Linked DNA regions of Homo sapiens: region 1 is linked to region 2. The links are chromatin contacts, found by Hi-C in ENCODE. All regions are on one chromosome and are shown on one strand. The core of a region is the stretch at or near the end of the contact, and the rest is flanking DNA. Distances in the headings are between cores, read along the strand shown. Region 1 holds the start of PIERCE1 (piercer of microtubule wall 1). Region 2 overlaps LOC105376311 (a long non-coding RNA gene).

What was found. A loop is a pair of places that touch in the nucleus more often than their neighbours do. Pooled maps may share reads with other maps.
Region 1: a map of CD4-positive, alpha-beta T cell shows a loop between it and region 2 (6-fold over the local background). The contact joins the promoter of PIERCE1 here to the enhancer-like site in region 2. A Hi-C loop is called at or near these places in 3 of 168 maps with a recorded cell type or tissue (CD4-positive, alpha-beta T cell, CD8-positive, alpha-beta T cell and naive thymus-derived CD4-positive, alpha-beta T cell) and 8 of 50 pooled maps.

What each region holds. Positions count from the first base shown.
Region 1 is chr9:135,494,867-135,501,118 of GRCh38, reverse strand. PIERCE1 (piercer of microtubule wall 1) reads left to right here and starts at 1,250. Exons shown (of 3, transcript NM_001048265.2): 1 at 1,250-1,410; 2 at 2,456-2,534; 3 at 5,504-5,938. The coding sequence starts at 1,268. The coding sequence ends at 5,692. It overlaps MRPS2 (mitochondrial ribosomal protein S2), which reads right to left and starts at 437. Exons shown (of 4, transcript NM_016034.5): 1 at 366-437; 2 at 1-121. The coding sequence starts at 408. RefSeq lists an enhancer at 1-212 and silencers at 168-327, 538-707, 978-1,147.
Region 2 is chr9:134,454,798-134,461,102 of GRCh38, reverse strand. All of the region lies in intron 1 of LOC105376311 (a long non-coding RNA gene), which reads right to left. Among named protein-coding and RNA genes, the nearest start is that of MIR4669, 79 kb to the right of the region's middle. RefSeq lists enhancers at 3,701-4,637, 4,638-5,575, 5,919-6,305. Within about 2 kb of position 4,507, at least 35 of the 41 ENCODE cell types and tissues checked have a DNase peak (open chromatin) inside an H3K27ac peak, as active enhancers do; they include CD4-positive, alpha-beta T cell and CD8-positive, alpha-beta T cell, where a contact is called at or near this core.

The DNA of each region.
Region 1 (6,252 bases), core at 1-2,500, 1.0 Mb before region 2:
CTGTCCTCCGACTCGCGGATCATAAGGGCCGTCGCGCTTCCAAGCGTCCTGCGGCTCGGCCGAGCAGGCCGGGGGGTCGCCTTCCCGAGAAAGCCCAACCAGCGCGACGGGGCCCGGGCACCTGGGGGGAAGTAGATAGAGGTCCTGGCGCCGAGTCCCGAATGCACCACGCCCGCTCCCCACCGCATCCCCAACGGGCCCCTCCGCGTCCCTAACGGGTCCCCTCCGCGTCCCCGCGCCCTCCCCGAGTCCCCTCCGCGCTCGCCCCGGGTCCCCTCCACGTCCCCGCCGCTCCATCGGGTCCCCGCGCCCCTCCGCATCCTCCTCGCATGCTCCTCCCCAGGGTCCCGCAAGCGCGCGCTCACCCGCGCCGAGTATTCGGGGCAGCGCGGCCGAGGATGTCGCCATGGCTGGGACGCGGGGCAGAGCGAGGTCTCCCTCCAGGCCAGGCCGAGCGGCCTCCCCTTCCGTCGCCATCCGCGCGGGGCCGCAGTGCCGCCTACAGGCCCGGAGGAGCCACAGCGCTGTCCCCAGGCGGCTGGGACCTCCCTGCGGGGGCGGGGCACGCGAGGGGTCAGGGCCCGGGGTCCTGGGCTTGAGAGTCTCGGGCGGGGAGTGGAGCCACGGTCCTCGCCCTGCAGCTCGCCCCGCCCTGCTAATGGGACCGGCCAGCCCGGGAGGCCCCTGACCCTTGGGGAAGCCCGCTGGGCGATGGGGACCCTCGCCTCCCGCCAAGTGAGCTGTGAACCACGTCCTGCGCAACCTCTCGCTCTCCAAAACTGTTTGTAATATTTAAACGATATTTGGCTTAGGAGAATTTCATAAAGTTAGCCAGATCTCGGGTCTCAATTTAGACTCGGGGTGCTGGGGGGCATAGCATCCCTGGAGTACATTGGACAGCAAAAGTCCAATCGTTGCCTGCCGAGTGGACCTGCAGTGCTTAAACCCCGTCACCCGGCTGGCGGGGTCCCAGGCCCTGGGGTTTCTTTCGCCCGGGAGTCCACGCCCTGATGCTGGGGTGGCCCGGTCCCCCCGCGGGTGGCTGGGGGCCTGGGGCTGCCTCACACGACGGTCCCAGCAGGGAATCTCTCGCCGTCCCGACCTTCCCGGCCCTTGGGGAGTCGCCCGGCAGGTTCCGGACCCACCCGCAGAGGAACCCGGCCCACGCGCGGCGCCTTTAAGGCCCCTCCGCTCGCTCCCCAGTCACGTGACCTGGCCGTCGCTTGGCAACAGGACGCCGCCGAGTCCCGCTTCTCCTCCAGGCACAATGGCTGAGGAATGCCCCAGAGCGTGCGCGGAGCCTGTGGCGCCCAAGGCCACGGCCCCGCCGGAGAGGACCAGCGACTACTACCGCGTGAGCGCGGACCTGCCGGGCAGGTTCAACAACCCGGGGTGGTTCCGGGGCTACAGGTGAGGAAGCTGGGGCCCGCCTGGTCCTGGCGTCCACTGCTCGATAGCCCCGTGTGTGAGAGACCCCGCAAGACCCCCAAGGTCCTAGCTACAGAAATCAAGAAGATCGAGTGGTCATCCGGGGCCCGCGCTGTCATCGCCCGCCAGTGAGCGGCGACCGTGCTCCCTAGAGCCTCATACAAGGAAGTGGGGATAAGGGCAGTGGGGGGCAGGGCCGTGGGGGGAGAAAGCCCAGTTGTGGTCTCAGCTCCACTGATTTGTGTCGGGTGAGTCTCCTCTCCTCTCTACCCTGAAACTCCGCTGCGGGGCGTGAGCACAGCAGCACCTCCACTGTCTTGCTGTAGACTCAGCCAGCTCTGAGCTGCCACAGGGCATTGCAGGCTAAGAAGTAGTAAGAAACTCAATTCCTGTAGGCAGGTGCAAACATCTTGCCGTGCTCATCACACATTTGGTCCCTCAACAGTCCTCTAGGGCAGGGTCTGTTAGTATCCTCATTCTCGCATTGAGATGACTGGGATGTAGAAGGAACAACTTGGCCAAGATCTAGGAGTATAAAGTAAAGCTATGTCGTGGGCCTGCAGCCTCTCAGTAGCCTGTCCTACTGACAGGTAGGGGCAGTGGTACCAGTAGAAGCATAGCCTCAGTGAGGGTGGGGGCTCAGAGGCAGAGGGACCCTCTGGGTGGCAGGGTCTGGAGGCCAAGCCTCCGCTCCTGACAAGCTAGGTTACCCAGAAATTGCAGCATGTGCCGAGGCCCTGCCAGGGCTGGGGATCAGCACTTGCTGGCTGCCTGCTCTTTAGGGCTTTGGCCTGCCTTGGAAGAGCAGGGACAGTGGCAAGCAGAGGGGGCCGGGGAGGCCGGGCCATTCAGAACGGTCATCAGCCAGGTACTCCCAGAGGCTGCCTTCGAGGCCACATCACCAGCCCGGGCATATTGCTCTTTCCATGGGGGCATTTCCAGGGGAGTGCCGTCAACCAAATACAAGGCTGTGGCTTGTGCAGAATTAGAGTAAATGAATGAAAATAGAGTGTTTCTCATCTACCAGGACCCAGAAGGCTGTCTCCGTGTACAGGACCAGTAACCAGGCTTACGGGAGCAGAGCCCCCACCGTGCACGAGATGCCTGTAAGTGGGATGCAAGACCGGGCATGGGGGGCAGGGGGTGGGTGGCCTCAAGAAGAGGCTAAAAACCTGGGGTTCTCAACAGGTCAACAATGAGACGGGGAGGGGTGCACCCAGGGAGGAGGCCAAAGTTCCAGCATCACAAATGGGGAGGAGGGAGGTTCCCAAAATCGCTTTGGGAGAGGGTAGGATGGAACTAAATGAGTGAATGAATTTGGGAGTGGAGTGTTTTAAAAGAGGAGGATATAGACTTGCTGACATCACCCTGCCCCCATACACCCAACCACACGCACAGCAGTCTCACACACACACACGCAACCATCTCCTGCAACTTACGGTGCTCAGTTCTGAGGCAAATAAATGAAGGGCTACTTTTTTTTTGGAATTGTACTTTATGAGATGTTAACGTGTAACCTGAAGAGGCAGTACTGGCTGACGGCACAGCTTGTGGGTGGGCAAGTTGTATTGGTGGGCACAGGAGTCTGTGGGCCATTGGGGAAGCCAAACCCTTTTTGAGCTTGACCTTAGGCTCCAGGATGGCCCTCCTAGAACCTCCCCACACCAAACCCCATGAAGGTCCAGGTGAATGGACAGAGGGACTAGTGCGGTGTCTCCTGCACACCTGGGACACTGGGCCAGCCATTCTGGGGTGAGAATGTTGTGGACGTATTTTCGTTGTCAAAGCATTCATCACTGAAAAGGTCTGGTGAGTGCTTATTTAGTTGTGTGGCGTGAGTGACTGAGCCCTTGTGAGAAGATTACTTATCTAAAAATGCTGGAGCATTTGAGAATCACTCTCCCGTAATCAGACGACCCTGAGTTTTCCCTGGGGATCAGGTATTTCTATGAAAAAGACCAGACACAGCTGGATGCGGTGGCTCACGCCTGTAATCCCAGCACTTTGGGAGGCTGAGGTGAGAGGATCACTTGAGGCTCAGAGATCAAGACCAGCCTGGGCAACGTAATGAGACCCCCATCCCTGTAAAAATAAAATAAAATAATTAGCTGGGTGTGGTGGCATGCACCTGTAGTCCCAGCTATTCAGGAGGCTGAGGGTGGAGGATTGCTTGAGCCCAGGAGGTTGAGGCTGCAGTCAGCCTTGATCATGCCATTGCATTCCACCCTGGGTGAGAGCCAGACCCTGTTACCAAAACAAACAAGCAAACAAACAAAAACCAAAAAAAAAAGAAAAAAAAACCCAGCACACTCACTAACATGGGTCCAGATGTTTTAGGTTTTATAAAAGGCCATGAAAAAATGTTCCTATTGTAAATGGTAGGAGCCTTCAGGTCACTGATGGGAGCAGGCAGTGGGGTAGGAGGCATGAGGTACTACTGACAAGTTTCCAAGGAGGTTCTCCTCCTTCTTATCCACCTGCTCCGTCTGGAGTCTCTTTTCCAGTTTCGTGACCAAGGGTGGATGCCGGAGAAGCTGTTTACCTCCCATGTGGGAATAGAAGATAAATGCTTTGCATTAAAAAGTGCACTGAAAGGCTGGGCGTGGTGGCTCACGCCTGTAATCCCAGCACTTTGGGAGGCCGAGGCGGGTGGATCACCTGAGGTCAGGAGTTTGAGACCAGCCTGGCCAACATGGCGAAACCCCGTCTCTACTAAAAATACAAAAAGTAGCCGGGCATAGTGGTGGGCGCCTGTAATCCCAGCTGCTTGGGAGGCTGAGGCAGGAGAATTGCTTGAACCCAGAGGCGAAGGTTGCAGTGAGCTGAGATGGCGCCATTGCACGCCGGCGTGGGTGACTAGAGCAAAAACTCCATCTCAAAAAAAAAAAAAAAAAAATGCACTGAAGGGAATTCCTCTCCATGATACTGCATGGGCGGATCCCTGTGATGATACATTTGTCCCACCCATAGAATGTAGACTTTAGTTACTAATAAAGTATCAACACTGGCTCCACCGTAAAAAGTGTGCTACACAAGTGCGACATGCTAAGGACAGGGGGAACTGTGTTTGCTGAGGGAGGTAATTTGGGAACTCTCCGTACTTTCTGTTCAATTTTTCTATAGATCTAAAACTTCTCAAAAACAAAGAAAAGTTTTCTCTTTGCACTTGTTTCTTGCCAAGGAGATGAAACATCAGGTGATGTGCGTGGCACAGGATCCTCTAAGGACAGGTCACCCGTATGGGGTAAAATATTTGGCGGAGGTCCAGACCACTCGCTTCAGGAATGTCACAGTCACCTAATGATGCTGTCTTGCTAGAATAACTCCTACCACTGGGTGCCCGCCCACACGAGTGGCCTCAGCACACCCCTTCTCAATGGAGTTTTGCTCTTGTTGCCCAGGCAGGACTGCAATGGCACAATCTCGGCTCACTGCAAGCTCCGCCTCCCCGGTTCAAGCAATTCTCCTGCCTCAGCCTCCCGAGTAGCTGGGATTACATGCGCCCGCCACCACACCTGGCTAATATTTTTGTATTTTTAGTAGAGACGGCATTTCACTATGTTGGCCAGGCTGGTCTCGAACTCCTGACCTGAGGCGATCCACCTGCCTCAGCCTCCCAGAGTGCTGGGATTACAGGCGTGAGCCACCGCACCCAGCCCCAGTTAAGGTTGAAACCCACTGACATGGATATCATTTCTATTCCATAGAAGAGAAAACTGAAGTTCAGAGAGGGCTGGCAGCTTTCCCAGAGTAGCACAGTGAGCAAAAGCAGACCTGGGGGTGACTCCAGGACTGACCCCCAAGGCGATGCTCACAGCCACATCCTGAGGTAGAGATGGCACACAGGTGGCCCCACAGCTCATTCTTCTATCCTTAGAACAGTGCCGGGGGCAGTGTTAACAGCAAGTGCCAGGCATCGGGCATGGATTAGGATGGTCTGGGGTGAGCCAGGCCATCCTACCCACTCTGGCTTCTCTGCATTTTCTTATGAATTCTTATTTTTCTTTCAAAAATATTCAACGGATTGCTCAAGAGTATTATACGTCATTAATCCGTGTTCCTTTATCTCTTATAGAAAGTATTTTATCCAAATTCGAATAAATTTTCCCAACAACTTGCAGCGGGTGGAATGTTCCGGAACAATACTCTCAATGTTTACCTGGAGAAAAGCATCGTGACTGGCCCCGATAACTGCATCACCTCCTGTGACCGGCTCAACTTCCACCCCAGTTACAACATCAACAGGCCATCCATCTGCGATTGAGGGGCTGGAAACTCCCTCTAGGAGTCCTCTGACCCCAGGGCCTCCTGGAAAATCATCATCCCTCATCACCCACAGTCGCCCGATTGTGACGGCACAGACTGCGCTGCCTTCCCTGAAAATATTATTCGTCTGCGGAGTAGGAAAATATGCAAACGGGGCCGTGAAGTCCTGCCATTTCACATCTAATAAGTACATGGGAAAGATGCTAATGGTTGACTTTGCATTAAAAACGTTGTCACATCCTGAGCTTCCGTCTCGTCTGACGTTTGTCATGGTGGAGTGGGGCTGTGGGCTCCCGGGGCCCAAGTCCTGGCCTGAGCATCGGGAGCGCTGGTGGCTAACTCCGCTCGTGTCTGTATTTGGGAGCCATGTTACACACAAGACCAGTTAGGGAGCAGATCTCCCGTCCTAAAGCACCCAGCACCCTGGCTGAGATCTGCACAAACACTGCGGGGTTCCCACGAGGGCATGAGATGCCCCACTGGGGTGTGGGCGAGGGCCAGGCGCTGGGCAGGAGGAGGAGCAGATGCCTCGTCAGCCAAGTCGAGGCTGAACAGGCA
Region 2 (6,305 bases), core at 3,258-5,757:
AGTGTGGGCAGACTGTCTCATAAAAGTCACCTACCTGCTGACAGCCACACCCATCCAGGACTAGGCTGAACAGCCCTCTAACGAGCAGGACAGGGCTTCTCTGAGCTCAGGGAGCTGCTCTGTCCAGCTAAGGAGCTCCAGAGCCTGTGGTCCCGTCTCCTGCAACCACCCGTCATGCCCTGGTCACCTATTGTCTCAGCTTCTCCAGGGAGGGCCTGAGGCAGTTGTTTGTTTGGCAAAAGTGCTTGACACCTTCCAGAAGGGGGCAGAGACCCCAACACAGCTCCCCACATAGGTGACTCCTGCTGGGTGAAGGCTTCCAACAGGCCCCAGGGCGCCCTTCACAATTCCTCTTCAGAGAACCAAAGCCCCACTGAGGTCCCATAGAATTTTAGAATGTAAAAGGGGCATGCCCCTTGGACCCAGCAACGTCGCTTCTGAACTCCATCCAGGAGAGCACCTGCCGAATGCTGGACAGGAGTGTTCATGACAGCACCAGCTGGTGACAGCCCCACAGGGAAAACAAGCAAAATGCCCAGCAAAGTGGCGTCCAGCAGGGCCCAGGAGCACCATTAGAAAGAAAAGCAGCTCCATGCACAGCCTCCAGGAAGGAGGGCCCGATGCTTGCACGTGAAGGAGAGCCATCGGCAGAAGCGCATACTGGAGTGTTGGAAACCGAGTGTATCGTGGGAGGGGTAGGTGCTGGAACATTCCAGAAGAATGAGCCCCAACAGCAGAAAGGCCAGCTGAGCGAGGGCATCATCAACTTTAACCGAGCCCTCCTCCGGAAGTTTCCTTCTCATGCACACGCTTCTCAGTGCAGATACCAAGAACAGAGCTCATCCTGGCTGATAATCAGGGCGCTGGGTTTGAGTCTGGACTCTGCCCCAACCTGCTGCATGACCCTCAGCTGACATCTTCCCTTTTCTGGGCCTCAGTGTCCCATCTGTCACCCAGAAAGTCTCCTGGAGACAGGACCCCAGAGGATTCAGTGAGCATCACGCTCCATCCTAGGGAGTGGGTGGTGGAGTCCCTTCCGAGGAACTCATGCCTGCATGGAGGGCACACGGGAGGGGCAGAGAGGCATGTGGCATCGGGCCTCCCCATCCCCAAGGGCCGCAGTTAGGCCACAGCTTCAGACTCAGGCTCGATTTTGGTCACAGGGGCCTAGAGGTCAAGCATCCTCCAGCATCTGGGAAATGTCCTCCGTGGGTAACGGGAGAGGTGCACAGGGGCTGACCCCGAATGACCACCAGGGCCAGTGAAGTGCTGTGAGAGCCCCGCTAGGCCCACGGTGCACACAGGGCAGAGCCTTGAGGGGCGAGGCCTCCAGCGATGAGGGCCACAGAGCCAGCAGGAGGGAGGCCCAGCCAGGACAGGCCCAAGAGATAAGATTTGTGTTCCCTGAAAGCCTAGAGGACATGGCAGTCAGGTGTGGACGACAGGCAGGATCCACAGAGGTAGGAGCTCAGACTGGCAGGGCTGGCTCAGACGGGCTTCCTGGAGGAGGGGTTGGGGTTGGGATGGTCACGAAGCCGCCCCTGTGAGTCCCCAGGTCCCTTTCGTAAAGCTCTCTTGGAGAAAATTCACCTTGGGCCCTTCCTAGCTGCACCCATACCCAGCCTCATGACTCATGACCCATGAGGTTGTCCTATCTGCCATTCTCCCTGACCTCACCCTGCCCCCGCCACATGCTGCAGGGAGAAGAGGGAAGGGAGGTCCCCAGCTTGGCCGCAGACTTCTGCTTTCCCAGTTGACACTGACCCACGTTTGACCACGGCAGATCCTGCCCCACAGCCCAGGCCCACCTCCAGTGCACAGCCTTGAGCTCCAGAGCCGCCATCCTGGTCTCCCATAGGGAGGGATGAGGCCTTCGAGGGGTTCAGGGCAGGCTTCTGACTGACCTGTTTATGGCCAGTGTCGCCCAGCGAAGAACTAGCTGGGGGTCACACAGGCCAGGTGGGTGCCTCCCCCACCAGCTGTTGGGTCAGAGACCAGGGCAACCCCTGAGCAAGTTTTCAGGGTGGCTTCTCCTAAATTCAGCAGCACCTGCAAATTCCCAAAAGATGTGCCAATTTCGCCTGGATTTCTGCAGGCTCCGGGAGGATGATGCGCGCCACTCCCTCCATATCCCGCCCCACCTTTCCCTTAAAGAGTTAACAGAGACCTGGAGCCCAGCGTCCCATCACAGCCCAGTCCTTGCCATTCAGCGTCTAGCCTCACCCAGAGCCCTCACCCTGGCAGAAGGCAAAACTCAGGCTCAGAGGACAGGCACTTGCAGGCTGGGACTGGGTCCAGAGTCTGGCTGTCCGGTCCCTGCCTGGAGCTCTCGGCCCATCCAGGCCAGTGGAAAGTCCAGCAAAGAAGTGAAGCAGCCCCCACCAAACCCTCAGCAGGCAGTGGGAGGGGACAGAGAGCTCCCCGGTAAGCAGAGAGCCAGCAGCTACTTTCCATGGAAAAAATGTCTTAAGGTCCCCCCAGAGGCCAGGAGGCCCCAGCCATGACTCAAGTCTCTGCTGCTGAAGAATCGCTCCCGACCAGACAGCCCCTCGGCCCAGGCAGGCTCCACCCCACCCCCAGCTCCCATCACACCAAGGCCCCATTCCAGGCAGGGCCCCAGTGTCAAACCCCAGGGCCCCACCGCAGGCTCCGTGGCCCTCTGCATCTCACCCTGGCCATGGCGGGAGCCATGGGGCCTCGACAAGCACAGGCCCTGCTGCTCAGGCCCGTCTGCAGAGGCCTCAGCGGCCCACCTGCAGAGTGGGAAGGGGGTCTGTGGGGGGGTTCCCCGTGGGCCTTAAAAGTCCACCAGAGGCTTGACCAAGGTGAGCCCAGAGGGAGGGTGCAGGCCTTGGCCCCTGGTAGACTGAGTGCCAGAGGGCAGGGCCTGGGTCTCAGGGCACAGCACCAGTCAGCTGTCAATAAACACCGGTGGATGCGACTCCGAGGCCTCCGGCAGACACGCTCGTCCACACCATGGAACTGGGCTTCCCCTTCAGGCTTCATTTCAAGGCGTTTCTGAGACTACACCTGGAGATGACAGGACACTACACCACAGTCCAGAGACCCTGTCTGTGACGGCCTCAAGGCAGAAGTACTTGCCACGTGGCAGGCAAACCCTTCCTGCCCTGGGGGTCCCCTTGCACTAAAAAGCCTCAGGGGTCTGGGGCAGGTCTGGGAGAGGCTGTGTCCTTCGCCCAGAGGCCTGGGCTCCATCAGGGTGCAGCACTGTCCCTGGGAAGCCCTTGGACTCTTGGGCAGAGAAGCAGCAGAGAGAACCACCCCAGCTCCTGAGATTTCAGGGCAGGCAGGACCCAGCTCAGGATGACCCCAGGGCAGGAGGGACAGAGATAGTGACCAGAAGCTGGGGACACTGTGAGAGACACAGACCCCGGCCCCACCCCACAGGACACAGAGGGACACAGACCCCGGCCCCACCCCACAGGACACAGGGGGACACAGACACTGGCCCCACCCCACAGGACACAGAGGGACACAGACCCCAGCTCCACCCGACAGGACACAGGGGGACACAGACCCCAGCCCCACCACACAGGACACAGGGGGACACAGACCCCGGCCCCACCCCACAGGACCCAGAGGGACACAGACCCCGGCCCACCCCACAGGACACAGATGGACACAGACCCCGGCCCCACCACACAGGACACAGATGGACACAGACCCCGGCTCCACCCGACAGGACACAGGGGGACACAGACACTGGCCCCACCACACAGGACACAGAGGGACACAGACCCCAGCTCCACCAGACAGGACACAGGGGGACACAGACCCCGGCCCCACCACACAGGACACAGAGGGACACAGACCCCAGCCCCAGCTGACAGGACACAGGGGGACACAGACCACGGCCCCACCCCACAGGACATAGAGGGACACAGACCCCAGCTCCACCCAACAGGACACAGAGGTACTCAGACCCCAGCCATACCCTACAGGACACAGGGGGACACAGACCCGGGGTCCACCCCACGGGACATAGAGGGACACAGACCCTCGGCCCACCCCACAGGATGCTGGGACGATGGAGACACCCAGCCGCATGCTACAGGACACTGTGGAAACCGCTGATCCTGGGGCCATTGGAAAGCAGGGAGCCCTGAGGGCCTGGCCATGGCCCCCCTGCCAGCCCGGACCCCCATAGCTCTGCCTTGGAGTGGAAGCTTAGCTCTAGGCAAGGCCGGGCCATTTCTGTCCAGGAGCCTGTGGGGTCAGATGGGGTAGATGCAGGCTGAGCAGGGGAAGGCACAGCTGGAGCTCGGAGGGCGATTGGGGACAACCCAGCATGTCCAAAGTTAGGGACCCCCTCTCCCAGCTACAGCTTCCCTCCTTCTGGGAGAGACCCCTGTTGGTGGGCTGTCGGGCTGGAGCATGGCCGGCAGCTGGCCCGAGCCATGTTTCGTGGGGTGTGTGTCACCACGCAGTCCGCGAGCTTCATAGTTTCCCACTGACGTCACCGCATGGCTAGAATGTGAAGTGACTGCAAACCCTCAGAGGCATAATTGCAGTTGTCTTTGCAAAGTGAAATCAGATGGCTTTTGCAAACCTCCCCCAGCCCTGCCTTCTCCCCGCGGCTCTCCCTTTTTTTTTTATTATGTTCCTTGGGCCACATCCAGATGTTTCCTGCAACTACAACCCTCCAAAAGTTACACAAAGAGAGCGAGAGCGTGCAGCTTCCTGCCTGCAGGGTGGAAGTGGCGACGTGGCAGGGTGGGGGCGGCCACGTCTACAGGGTGGGCGGGGGCGACCACGTCAGCAGCTGGGGCAGCAGGCTCCAGGCAGGTCCCAGCCCCCTGCCTCCTTGTGCCTGGGGTCTGGGCGCTGAGAGACAAGGCCGGAGGGCCACGGTGCATGAGGGACAGCCCCTTCCGGCCGCTGCGGCCCTGGCCCAGCAGTGGGCCGAGTGGAGACCGCGGCCGGGAAGGAGCAGGGCACCTCGGTCAAGATCAGCCTTTGGGTTCGGGCTGCTCCGGGCGCCACTCCCAGCTGCGCTACTTACACGTGTGGCCTGGGAGCCACGTCTCCACCGGAACCTCTGTTTCCACGGCGATAGGGGTGGTTGCTGGGAGCTTTAATTAAAACCAGTCTCTGTCCACTGCTGGCAGCAGGGAGCGCCTCACCTGGACCCAGGCACCTAGGACAGGTGTGGTCTCGGAAGACACAGCAGAGCCCGACACGGAGGGGCTTACAGGGGAAGGGCCTTGAAGGAGGCCCAGGGTTTCCTGAGGCACAGGCAGGGAAGGGGGGCCGAGGCGAGGAAGCGGCTTTATCAGAGGCCTGGCAGCTGGGCACAAACGCCGTGGGGGCCCAAGGCGTCCCTGAGAGAGACGCACGTGAGGGTCTCTGGAGAAGGAGGTCCGCCATTTCCAGGGAAAGGGGACACCTGTAGGTTTCCCCTGCGGCATCCCTCTGTCCTGTCTGCCTCCCTCGCCCAGAGGATTCCCAACTGTAGGGGGCAGGCAGGGCTGGCTCACGCCTGACCTCAGTCCACAGCCTGTCCCTCTCTGACCTAGGCCATCCCTGGGTGTAGGCACAGTCCCTGGTGGGCAGAGCTGGGAACGTGGACAGGTGGAGACAGGTGTCAAGGCCAGGCAAAGGCTCAGCAAAATGTCTAGAGGGGGTAAAATGGCCCCCGAACCTTCCAAGGGCTGTTTCAGAAATAGGACTTGAAAGTTCGTAGTCAACCCAGGCTGACACCTCCTCATCACCTGCCTTCAGAACCCATCCATGGAAATGCTGACACTGCAGTTCAGGGTCCCCAAACCACCCTCAGGCTCAGGGACGTGCTGGACTGGCTCACAGAACTCAGCCAGGCAGCGATACCCGAGGTCAGGGTTTAGCGCCGTGAAAGGACATAGCCTCGAACCAGCAAACTGGGCATCTCTAGAGGGCAGGGTTTAGGGGAGACCAGACTCCAGCACCCAGGGGTCTTCTCTCAGTAGAGTCGGGCAGACGATGCTCAATTCTCCCAGAATGGTGTGCACCAGCCAGGGGGGCCCAGCCACGCCTCGGGGCTCAGGGTTCCTACTGGGGGTCCATCGCAAAGACATGCCTCACTGCCCGTGTGCTTGGCCTTGGTCTCATCCCCAGGATGATGAGCCGATACAGCACAGCCCAAGGTCCCACTGTAAATGACATCATTAGCGCGGTCACTAGGGTGGCCCAAGACCCCCAAGCAAACACAGACACTTATCACGCAGTATATTTCAAGTGGCTAGAGGTCAGAGGTCACCTCCCAGGAGCTAGGCCAGAGCCAGACCTTTCTTTGGAATGTGCAGGGT